2 separate regions of the Mus musculus genome follow, and region 2 is linked to region 1. The links are chromatin contacts, found by Hi-C or POLR2A ChIA-PET in ENCODE. All regions are on one chromosome and are shown on one strand. The core of a region is the stretch at or near the end of the contact, and the rest is flanking DNA. Distances in the headings are between cores, read along the strand shown.

Region 1 (5,167 bases), core at 1,000-3,499:
ACACACACACACACACACACACACACACGTTTCCCCCGAACTAATAAGTAAATGTAAATGAATGAATAAATAAAATTTTAATAAAATAAGCTTTATTGTTAATGAACAAATATAATGTATAAAGCAAAATTATTACATGAAAATAAAAATAAGATAAAAAAGTATGTTTCTATTTTCAAAGAATCAGCACCACTGAGGGTACAATCCTTTTTCATCGTCCATATATACAGATATTTAATTTTTTAAAACCAAGATAGTGTTACACACATACCATTTTCTTAATGACCCCCCAAGGTTTGTATGGCAACACAGTTTCATCTTATCAAATATTCCATGTTTTCATTCATCTTTCAACTGTCCTGAAAGGTGTTTTATAGCTTGTCTGTTCAGAATAGGATCTGGGGCAGGCTGTAATGTCCACAAGTTTTGCTTTTTTAATTTTTTTTATACAACCATTGTTTTTTTTTTTTTTCAGGCCGATACATTTTGAAGCGTATACACCAGTTATGCTCTGAAACGTCACAGAATTTCTTATTTCGCCTGTTGTATTTCTTATAAATTGTGTGATCTGGCACTGGAGAGATGGTTCCCCTGTTAAAGCACTAGCTGCTCTTCCAGAGGACACAGGTTCGATTCCCAGCACCCATATGCAGCTCATCATTTCTGAAACTCCAGTTCCAGGGGATCTGATGCCCTCTTCTTACTTCAGGGGGCATCAGGAACAAACATGGTACACAGACATACATGCAGAAACCCATATATGTGTGTGTGTGTGTGTGTATATATATATATATATGTATATATATATATATATAATAAAAAATGAAAAAAATTGCGTGTTTGATGTGAAGGCTTGATAGATTCAAGTTAGTTTTGCCTGGAATGTTTCATGGACGATATTGTTCATCAACATTTGCTCCATCAAGAGTGGTGAGATGGCTCAGCAGGGAAAGGTGCTTGCTGTCAATCATGCCCACCTGAGTTCCACCCCTGAGACCCACGTGGTAGAAGGGACTGATTCCAGAAGTTGACCTCTGACCTCTGAGTACTCCCCAATAAATAAACCATAATAAAAATAAACAGTAAAAATACCAGACTTGTCTTCTGGGAGGCCTTCAAGAAACATTCTATGTATGTGCGCGTGAGGGCTGGCCCCAGAGGAGGCCCCAAGAGGGTGATGGGTCGCCTTGAGTTACAGGTGTTGAGTGTGTTCCTAAAGAGGCTACTGGGAACCCAGGTCGGCCTCTCACTCAGGCAGAGCAGCAAACAGTCTTTAACTGCTAATCTATTTCCCCAGTTACCCAGGGAGGCCTTTGTAAAAAATATAAAAAAAATTGCTTAAGTACGACTGATTGTACTAAATAGATTCTAGACACTGACTACAAGTTTCATAATGATTTGTGGTGTCACTCTTCAACTTCCTTTCATTCTAGTCTCTACTTCCCTTTTAAGTTCTGGATATGGGATACTCGTGCTTTAGGTCTGGGGCCTCTTCCCACTTAAGTCTCTCCACCCGTGCTCTCTTTTAATGTCAAATTGCGAGTATTCTTTTAAATTCATCTTCTGGGAGGATGTTTCTTAAATTATCTTGCTTATGCTATGTTCTTCTAAGAGATCTCTTTTTACGTACCTTACTACCGACTGTGTCCTTACCTGGAAGACTGCACGAAGGCAGGGACTTTTTCTACTTTTGCCCTGGGGGGTGGGGGTGGGGGTAAGGCTGCACACACAATGGACCTTCAACCGCACATCACAATACTCCCCAGGGTCTGGTCTCATAGGAGAAAGCATAACAAAGGAGCATTTCACCACCGGGCAGAATATATTGACCTATAAAATTAATTTTTGTAATAAAAAAGGAAAAATACAATCAATTAAAAATATTTTAAAAAGAAAAATAGAGCAGAATCTAAGGAGAATTTAAAATCTTCTTGAGCCGGGTGGTAGTGGCGTATGCCTTTAATCCCAGCATTGGGGAGGCATAGGCAGGAAGATCTCCGCGAGTTCGAGGCCGGCTTGGACTACAAGTCAGTTCCAAGATAGCCAGGGCTACACAGAGAAACCCAGTCTCGAACAAAACAACCAAACCAAACCAAAATAACCAAAAGAATCTTTTTGAAAATTTAATCATCGCAGTAGGCTACCGCCTGATCCCACCACGCAGGCGCCGCACAGGCGAGCCCAGGTGAGCGACGCTTTGGTGGCACCATCACGTGACCGAGCGGCGCGCCCCTCCGACTGCGCCTGCGCGGGGGCTCCCGGAAGTGGCCAGCTCGAAGCGCTGGCGGCCCAGTCCGTCGGCCCGTCGGTCCGCTCCTCCGCTGCCGGTGCCGAGCGCGCCTAGGCCGTGGTCGCTGTCCCTCCGTCTGTGCGGCCCGACGCGGCGGCCGGGCGCTCACCATGGCGTCGTTCATCTGGGTGCAGCTGAAGAAGACCTCGGAGGTGGACCTGGCCAAGCCGCTGGTGAAGTTCATCCAGCAGACGTACCCGAGCGGCGGCGAGGAGCAGGCCCAGTACTGCCGTGCGGCCGAGGAGCTCAGCAAACTGCGGCGCTCGGCGCTCGGTCGCCCGCTGGACAAGCATGAGGGCGCCCTGGAGACGTTGCTGAGGTGGGCCCGGGCGGCGGGGCTCCCTCCCAGCCTCCCTTCCTGTCCCCGCTCCCCTCCCCAGCCTCGCTTCCTCCTCCCTTCATAGCCTTTTCCTCTCCCCCGCGCCTGGCCTCCACTCTGACTCAGGCCAGCAGCGTAGGTGTGGTCAGCATTCTTTCCTGGTGAGAGGACTCATAACCCTGTCCTCCCTTCCGAGTGCCTTCTGTCACCGAGGCTCCTTACCTGGGAGGACGTCTGCCGTGTAATGATCTCTCTGGTTACAGCCGTTTGACCGGTTTTCACTTTTTGGGTGTTACAACTGGAGTCTCCCTTTTACAATCCCTGTTTGTGACTTTATTGGACCACGTCTAGATTTCCTAATAATAGTTACGAAAGGGAAGGGAGAGAATTTGGACACTAAACCAAATGTCGGTGACTTATTATATTGTTCACTTGAAGTAAGTCATCTCATGTTCCAATAATCAAGTGACAGACTGACAGTTGTAAAAGTTAGGAGCTACAGTCGTTTGAAAGAAAACTTGAATGACATAGTAGACCGCTGAGACTGGTTACTTAAAAATCTTTTGACACGGGCGTATGCACGTATGGAATACCCTGGTCCTTTTTGCAATTGGTGACAACCCAGGTACTTGATAATGATAACATTTCCGTGATACCTTATGATCCAATTTCTGGTAATATGATCTTGTTTCATGCAAGGGACGCTGGTGGATTAGGGTGGGAACAGAGCTGTCCAGAGACACCCCTTAGTTTTGGCATCATCTTGCTCCCGTGATGTTTCCTGCATGTGTTGCCAGATGGCCACTAGCAGCCCTTACCGTAGTTAGAATGGCTCCCAGCACTGAGTAGACTTTATCTGTTGACAGAGTGAGGAGCCAGATTTCAAACAGTTCTCTCACGAGAGTTTTAGAGTGGATTTGCTTTAAAGTGCCCGAGTTTTGTAAAACTGTAAGGAACGTCTGCGAGTGCTGGGGTTAGTCACACAGTGCTTGTCTGCGGGTGGTATATGTGGCCTGTGTATCCAGCGGCTGTCTCAAGTGCTTGATGCACATTGTATCATCCGTGCCTCTAAGGCAGTGGTTCTCAAACTGTGGGTCACGGCCCCTTTGGGGTGACGTATCAGACATCCTGCATATCAGATATTTATATTACCATTCGTGATAGTAGCAGAATTACAGGTATGAAGTAACAACAGATTTTATGGTTGGGCGTCACTACACCAGGAGGAGCTGTATTAAAGGGCAAAGCATTAGAAAGGTTGTGAGCCATTTCTGTGAGGGAAGCTTTGCCTTCGCCTTACAAGTCTTCAGACAATGCCTGAGACATTGAATGCAGCCTTGGGCTGCGTGCTTTGCAGCGTTTGAGTTCTGCCCACTGTGATATACTTAAGTCTGCTTAAGCACATTTGTAATTGTTTTAATGTACTTATTTCTAAGAATGTTCTCTCCTACTCTCTGTCTGTCTCTGTGTGTGCATGCCTTGGCTTGCATGCCTTGACATGTATACGGAGGCCAGAAGACAGTATAGTAGTTGGCTTTGTGGTCAGGCTTGGTGGCAAGCATCTTCCTGTACTTAGCTTTCTGGCCAGCCCTGAAGAGATGTTGTTCTTTACTGCATCATTTCCTGTGTTGGATGTGTTTTGGGGGACATCTTTCAGTCACGCTGAGAAAGCATATTGGCTTTCTTTCAAGTTGTGTTAAACTTGCATAGGTCTCTATATTGTTAGGTAAGTAATCTTAGGCTAGAGTCTTGATTGCCAAATCTTTGTGAATCTTAAAGAGAGGGGTGTGGTATACTCTTGCTGTTTTGGTAGATTGTCTTCCTAGAGAACTTTGGTATCTGAAACAGAGGCAGAACTAGAGGGTAGCTAGTTACTGGTGTCTGCTCCCTCTGTGGAAGTACATAGCTCATGTGTTTGTCTCTCCAGGAGCAGCATTTTGCCTATGGTCTAGTAAGCTTTGTGGGCTCCCTCATGTAAAGCCATAGCTGATCTTGTTGGCCTTTGCTTCATGCTGGTCAAACATTTTTGGTTTCCACTGGCTGCTCTTTCCTGTCACCTCCCATAACATGTTCTAAGGCAGCCATCTCATACGTTGTGATCATGTACATGTGTAATATACATGGCCTCTTCTGCCCAAGCAACTCTGGTTTTGCTTCTTGACCTCAGGTTGTGGAGGAAGAGGCTTGATACAAAGGGTTCAGTATATTCTATGCAGTCATTCTTTTATACCTTTGAAGCAAGAGGCTTCGTGTCCTATTTTCTTCTTTGCTTACTTTCTAGCAGGGTCAGGATTAGGACTAATGGGTTGCCTGTGTATGTATGGCCTGCAGACAACACTTGGGTGGGTTAGCTCTGAGTCCTGGTGGCCTAATGGTGTTTTGTGATCACTCTGCCCTTTGCTTCAGTGCTTTTCCCATTGGCCGGTGTGCATACCACAGCTATCTAGGCTTATGGTGCTGTCACCCATACATTGGCTACTTGGCTCAGCTATGCTTGGCTCCCCAGTGAACCCCCAGTCTGGAGGTTCACAGTATATTATTTTGTTCTCCCATAGGAG
Region 2 (5,167 bases), core at 931-3,430, 33 kb before region 1:
GACAAAGCTGTAAGGCCTGTGGCACTTCCAACTGCTTAAGTTGTCTCAGGCTAAGTATCTTGTAAGGAACATGGAAAGAATGTGTGAACATCAGATACTTCCTGGAAGGACTCTAGCCAGTTAGCTGGATGCTCAGAGATGTGACAACAGAGTTGACAACTGTGGTATCACTACTGCCACTTGTGGACAAACATCTGAGGGCTGCAAAGGCTCCAAGGCAATCCACTGTCAGTGTGGAGAACGAAGCCCAGCAGCTTCCTCTAGAGACAGTGAGCCAACATTACTAACGGGCTGACTTCCCACAATAGCCAGTGCTGCAACACAGCACAAAACAGCCATGCTGAGCACACATGTGCCTTGCTTACACAGTAAGGGGAGCTAGGTAATTTCTTCAAAAGAAATTAATACTCCCTGTATTTTAGTAAATATTAGCTTTCCCCAAGCCCCCTACCCCCCCCCCTTTTTTTGAGACAGGGCCTCATCATATAGTCCAATCTGGCCTTAAACATTATAGGGGAAATATTTTCTTCAGTGATGCAGTCACTAATAAGATGCCCATGTTCCTTTATTGAACCCTTCACCCATACTCCTTTAAATAACCTTAAGCTTACTGATTCATTTAATCAAAAAAAAAAAAGATACAAAGGTAGAGAGGAACTATATGGAAATAGCAAGAGTGGGAAATAGCGGTGAAAGTGAACAACGTACATTACACAGATGCATGCATGAAGATGCCAGTGAAACCCATTATGTACATTTGATAATATGTGCTAGGAAAACTTTATTTTAAATCTTGCTAAGTCTAACCTTCCAACAATTCCATAAAGATCTCATCATTAAAACTGCTTTTCTTGTCTCTATAGATAGAAGCTTTCAAAGTACAGCCTATTTGCTGGATACATCACTAAGAATCGTTCCATCCACGGGAGCTCCCGCCTGCATTTTAAAGCAATACTGCCACCAGAAGACTAAAAAGAAAAGTAACCACTAACAACTCCAACTAATTACAGAATATTCACTTTTCTCCATCGGTGGCTACATAACAACTCCCTGATGCTGACCGGACACCCATTCCTCCTCGTACCTTACCGCACTCCTCCCCATTCCCGCTTCGTTTGCAGCATCAACTAAACCATAGTGTTTCAAATCTAAGTTCGTCCCAACTGCGGGAAAACAAGAGAACTGATGAGTGGTCAACGGCTTTCTGCTGTCAATTAAGGGAAATGTGAATAAATGCCATGAGATGAGCAGTCCTTCCGTGCGAAGGACCTGAATACGCGCTAACGGTGCTTTTGGGTGATCTCAACCTTCACGTAAAGACTACGAAAGAAAAGAGGGAGAAAGGGAGAGGGGAGAGGAAAAGAGAGGAGGGAGACGGGGAGGGAACGACAGAGGAAAGAGAGGGAGGAAGAGAGAAGCAAAAAAGAAAAAAAAAGGAAGAGAGGCGGAGAGGGATGAAGAGAGGGTAGAGAGAAAAGAAACTGGAGATTAAGTATAACAGCAAGAGATGAACTTGACGGTCCAACTTCACGCCGTACTCAAACGCCCCATCTCAGCGCAGGCGTTGCCATCGGGCGTAGACAAACGTTACAAAGTCTTAAAGCCTTGGGCCGCAAGTTACCACTTTGTAAAGCGCCAAGCAACACAGCAACGTGTCACCGAACCGCCGCCTGGGGCCGTACCCCAAGCCCTGGGGGGCGATGCCAGCGCGTCCCCGGACCCCGGCGGCAGCGCGCCCGCCCGCCCCGGCCGCGCGCCCGTTCGCACCGCCGCTCACCCGGTAGTTGCTCGAGCCCACCCAGCGGGTGAGCGCGTCCACGGTCTTAGCCAGGCGGCTCGGATCGTCCTCCAGGTCCGGGATGGCTCCGGGCGTGCCGAGGCAGAGCAGCAGCTCCTCGCCCGCCTGCAGCCGGCCGCTCACGTCCTTCTGCAGCACTTGGGCGCAGAAGTACTCGGCGCCGCGGGGCTCCATGGCCGCGCCCGCCACCCCTCACACGCCCGTCGCCCCTTACACGCCAACTTTCCTCGCAGCACCGCCGAGGCGCGGCGGTGAAGCCTCCGGGACGCGCCGACACGCAGAGACGCCGCTGCCTGGGGTGCGGCGGCCGGCGGGGGACGGCCCCCCTAAACTAATCAAACTCGGCGCCCCCCGGTCCCAGCCCCGCTTCAGAGGCTGCGGCTGCCGGCGACGTCAGCGCGCGCGTGACGTCAGAGCGACGCGCCCGGCCTCCAGCCCGGCCTCCCGGCGCGCCCGAGCCCCTGTGGGCTGCGGCCTGTGGCGCTACTGATGGCCCGAGCCTTGGGCTGTCGGGGCCGTGTGGGTCGCCTCGCGTGGGCGACCCTGGAAGGCCAGTGTGGGAATTCCGGCATCTCCGGCGATTCGCTCCGCCGCCATCATCAAGACTCAAAACTTTTTGGTACTTCTCTCCCTGCCCCGCCCCTGCCGTCTCTTAAAACCGGAATACACGGGTCGCGTTCTTCCTCGGCACAGGCCTGGCTGTCCCTTCCTGCTGCCACCCCCACAGTCGCCCTGGAGGACTTTCTGTTTCCAGTTGATACCGAGGTTTTGCAAATGGATCCACATTTTCTCTTGACGCACTTTCACCTCCCACCCTCACTTCGGGAAGCCCCCAGACCGCCGTTACCCACTAACCACCTCTGCCCTGGGCGACTTTAATTTGATTTTTGTTTGGACAGAGACTAAAGGCAGCACAGGATGTCCTCGAACTCACCCTACAGTATGGTCTTACATTTCTGGCCCTACCCCTGCCTCCCAAGCCTGAGCCACAGAACTCGAGTTTTGTTTGGGGATGGCTGGGGCCGTTAACTTATAAGATTTCTTTTTATTTCATGTGTACGTGTGTGCACCTGAGTGTGCCCGCTTGCAGAAACCAAAAGTTCCAGGAAGTCAGATCTGGATGGAGTTAAGTGGCAGTTGTAAGCCACCTGATGTGAATGCTGGGAACTGAACCTGGGTTCTCTGCAAAAGCAGCAAACCCTCTTAACTGCTGAGCCATCTCTCCAGCCCAGTGTTGTAGAGAACAGGTTTAGCTGTGACACTTGGACGAGTCGGGAACTCAGTCTCTTGCATTCTAAACTTATTTCTAACATGGTAGGGTAATTTTCCATTTTTTAAAGTTATGTAACTCCACACTGTGTTCTTTTTCCTTTCCTCCCCCTCTCCCAGTTTCTTTAACCCTGATCCCAATATCCCTAGGGCTCAATCTGCTGCTGTAATCTTTGGGTCTAACTTCTCATAGCAAAATGTTGGTATTTCATTCCATGAAGTACGTATCTTAAAAGTCTCTACCTTTTTATACTTAATCCTTCCCCGTTATACTCTGACTTGTTGATCCATCCGTCCATATAGCAATAGGCCTCTGGGTTGTTTGCAGTTTTCCATAATGGTTGGCATAAGCACCTGAGTTTGGGTGCCCTTGGAGGCAGAGGCATCATCAGATCTCTTGCAGATGACTTAGATTCGATTCCCAGGATCCACATGGCAGCTCACAACCATCTAGCTACAGTTCCAGAGGATCCGATGCCCTTTTTGACTTCTAAAGGCGCCAGGCAATGCCCATGGTACAAGTACATAAAATACCCATAACACATTAAAAGTACACATACAAATAAATGTTTTTAAAGTATTTTGAATTTTTAAAATATCATCCCTTAAATAACACAGGTGTTGCTTTGAATGTTGCCATTTAGGAACTGTCTTTCTCTTGGTGGAGCACCCCAGTAATCCTAGCACATGGGCAGCAGGAGGGTCAGGAGTTCAAGACCAGCCTAGGCTACTGAGATCTTCTTTCAAAACACAACAGGAGCCGGAGAAATTGCTCAGAGGTCAAGAGTGTTTGTTCTTGCAGAGACCCAGGCTTGAGTCCCAGCACCTACACGGCAACCCACAGTTGTCTGTAACCCCAGTCCTAGGGGGTCTAACCCTCTCTTTTAGTCTCCTTGGCCAATGGCATGCATGGAGTGCATATACAGATATGCAGGAAATACAGTCATACACATAAACCTTTAAAAACACAAAGGTGCAGGGAAATGAAAGGGTTAGATGGAAATTTAGAAAATAAATTGATATACTGAACCTCCCTTCATGATCAGTCACGAGAATGCATCTAGAAACATGTCTATTTTTAACAGGACTGGAATGGTGTATTGAAACACAGGAGCCTGACTTCCCAGCCTATTTATCTGGGAAAATAGTGGAAACTCTGAGTAAATTTTTTTCTAATGGGAGTTTATTGTCCATACAAAAGCTAGGAAAGAAGTGACCACATGGCTAGTTTGAAGTCATATTTTCAACAAATGTCCACCAAGAAAGGCATTGTGTTCTCTCCTGGGTGGGGTATTAGGGAACAAGTGGGAGTGGCTTACTCAAGATTTGGCACAGCCCAACTGGAAACAACACAGATGTTGGCACACAGTAGAGTTCTCGTAGCAGTATCAGTAGAATGACTCCATGAGGACAGAAGTGGTTAGACACTTGCCTGGCTGGGAAAGAGGAAAGAAGACGGATCCGAAACAGCAGTTGAGTTGTAATACTTGGAACTGCGAGTTCCTCATGTGACATCTCCACACCAACAATGGTTTTGACCTCCTGACTCCTCATTGTGTGCGGGAGTGCAGGACTCCTTCCTGTAGCCCTTTAATTGGAAAAGAGCCTCGACTGGATTTTTTTAAGATTATGAGCTAACTGCTTATAAGGGAGAAGTCAAATCCAGAAGGAATTTAAGCTCCTCTGTGGGAAAAGAGCTCAACACCAACATTTTGGTTTCAGAAACAGGAATGTCAAAAATGCTGAATCTGCACTCAGGGCAGAAGGTTCCATTTTGCTTTGTTCTGAAATTTTTATTACATTATTTATTGGGGGAAGGGGGCATGGCAAAAGCATGGAGTTGTGCATGTTCCCACTTGAAAATACAATATAAAAGTAAATATGAGTTGTCAGCCTCCAACGCAGTTCCCCCATCTTCACCTGTAGATTTGCATGTTCTCAGACTGGCTCTCTACGGTGATCGTAGCTGACCTATGAAAATGAAAGACAGCTATGCAAGTAGCGTTTGACTTCTTTTTTTTTTTTTTGTTTTTTTTGTTTTTTTTGTTTTTTCGAGACAGGGTTTTTCTATAGCCCTGGCTGTCCTGGAACTCACTCTGT

What was found. Hi-C counts contacts between places; a loop is a spot of excess contacts on that map. ChIA-PET counts read pairs that join two places held with the same protein, here RNA polymerase II (POLR2A).
Region 2: a loop to region 1 is called in a map of heart, with 4 times the contacts of the local background. The contact joins the promoter of Clasp2 here to the promoter of Pdcd6ip in region 1. A Hi-C loop is called at or near these places in 5 of 37 maps with a recorded cell type or tissue (gastrocnemius and heart). POLR2A ChIA-PET finds 5 or more read pairs at or near these places in 2 of 5 experiments (Patski and embryonic stem cell).

The regions. Positions count from the first base shown.
Region 1 is chr9:113,705,341-113,710,507 of GRCm38, reverse strand. Pdcd6ip (programmed cell death 6 interacting protein) reads left to right here and starts at 2,249. Exons shown (of 18, transcript NM_011052.2): 1 at 2,249-2,609. The coding sequence starts at 2,401.
Region 2 is chr9:113,738,486-113,743,652 of GRCm38, reverse strand. Clasp2 (CLIP associating protein 2) reads right to left here and starts at 2,180. Exons shown (of 40, transcript NM_001114347.1): 1 at 1,778-2,180. The coding sequence starts at 1,972. Gm38623 (a long non-coding RNA gene) reads right to left here. Exons shown (of 4, transcript XR_001779313.2): 4 at 3,830-5,038.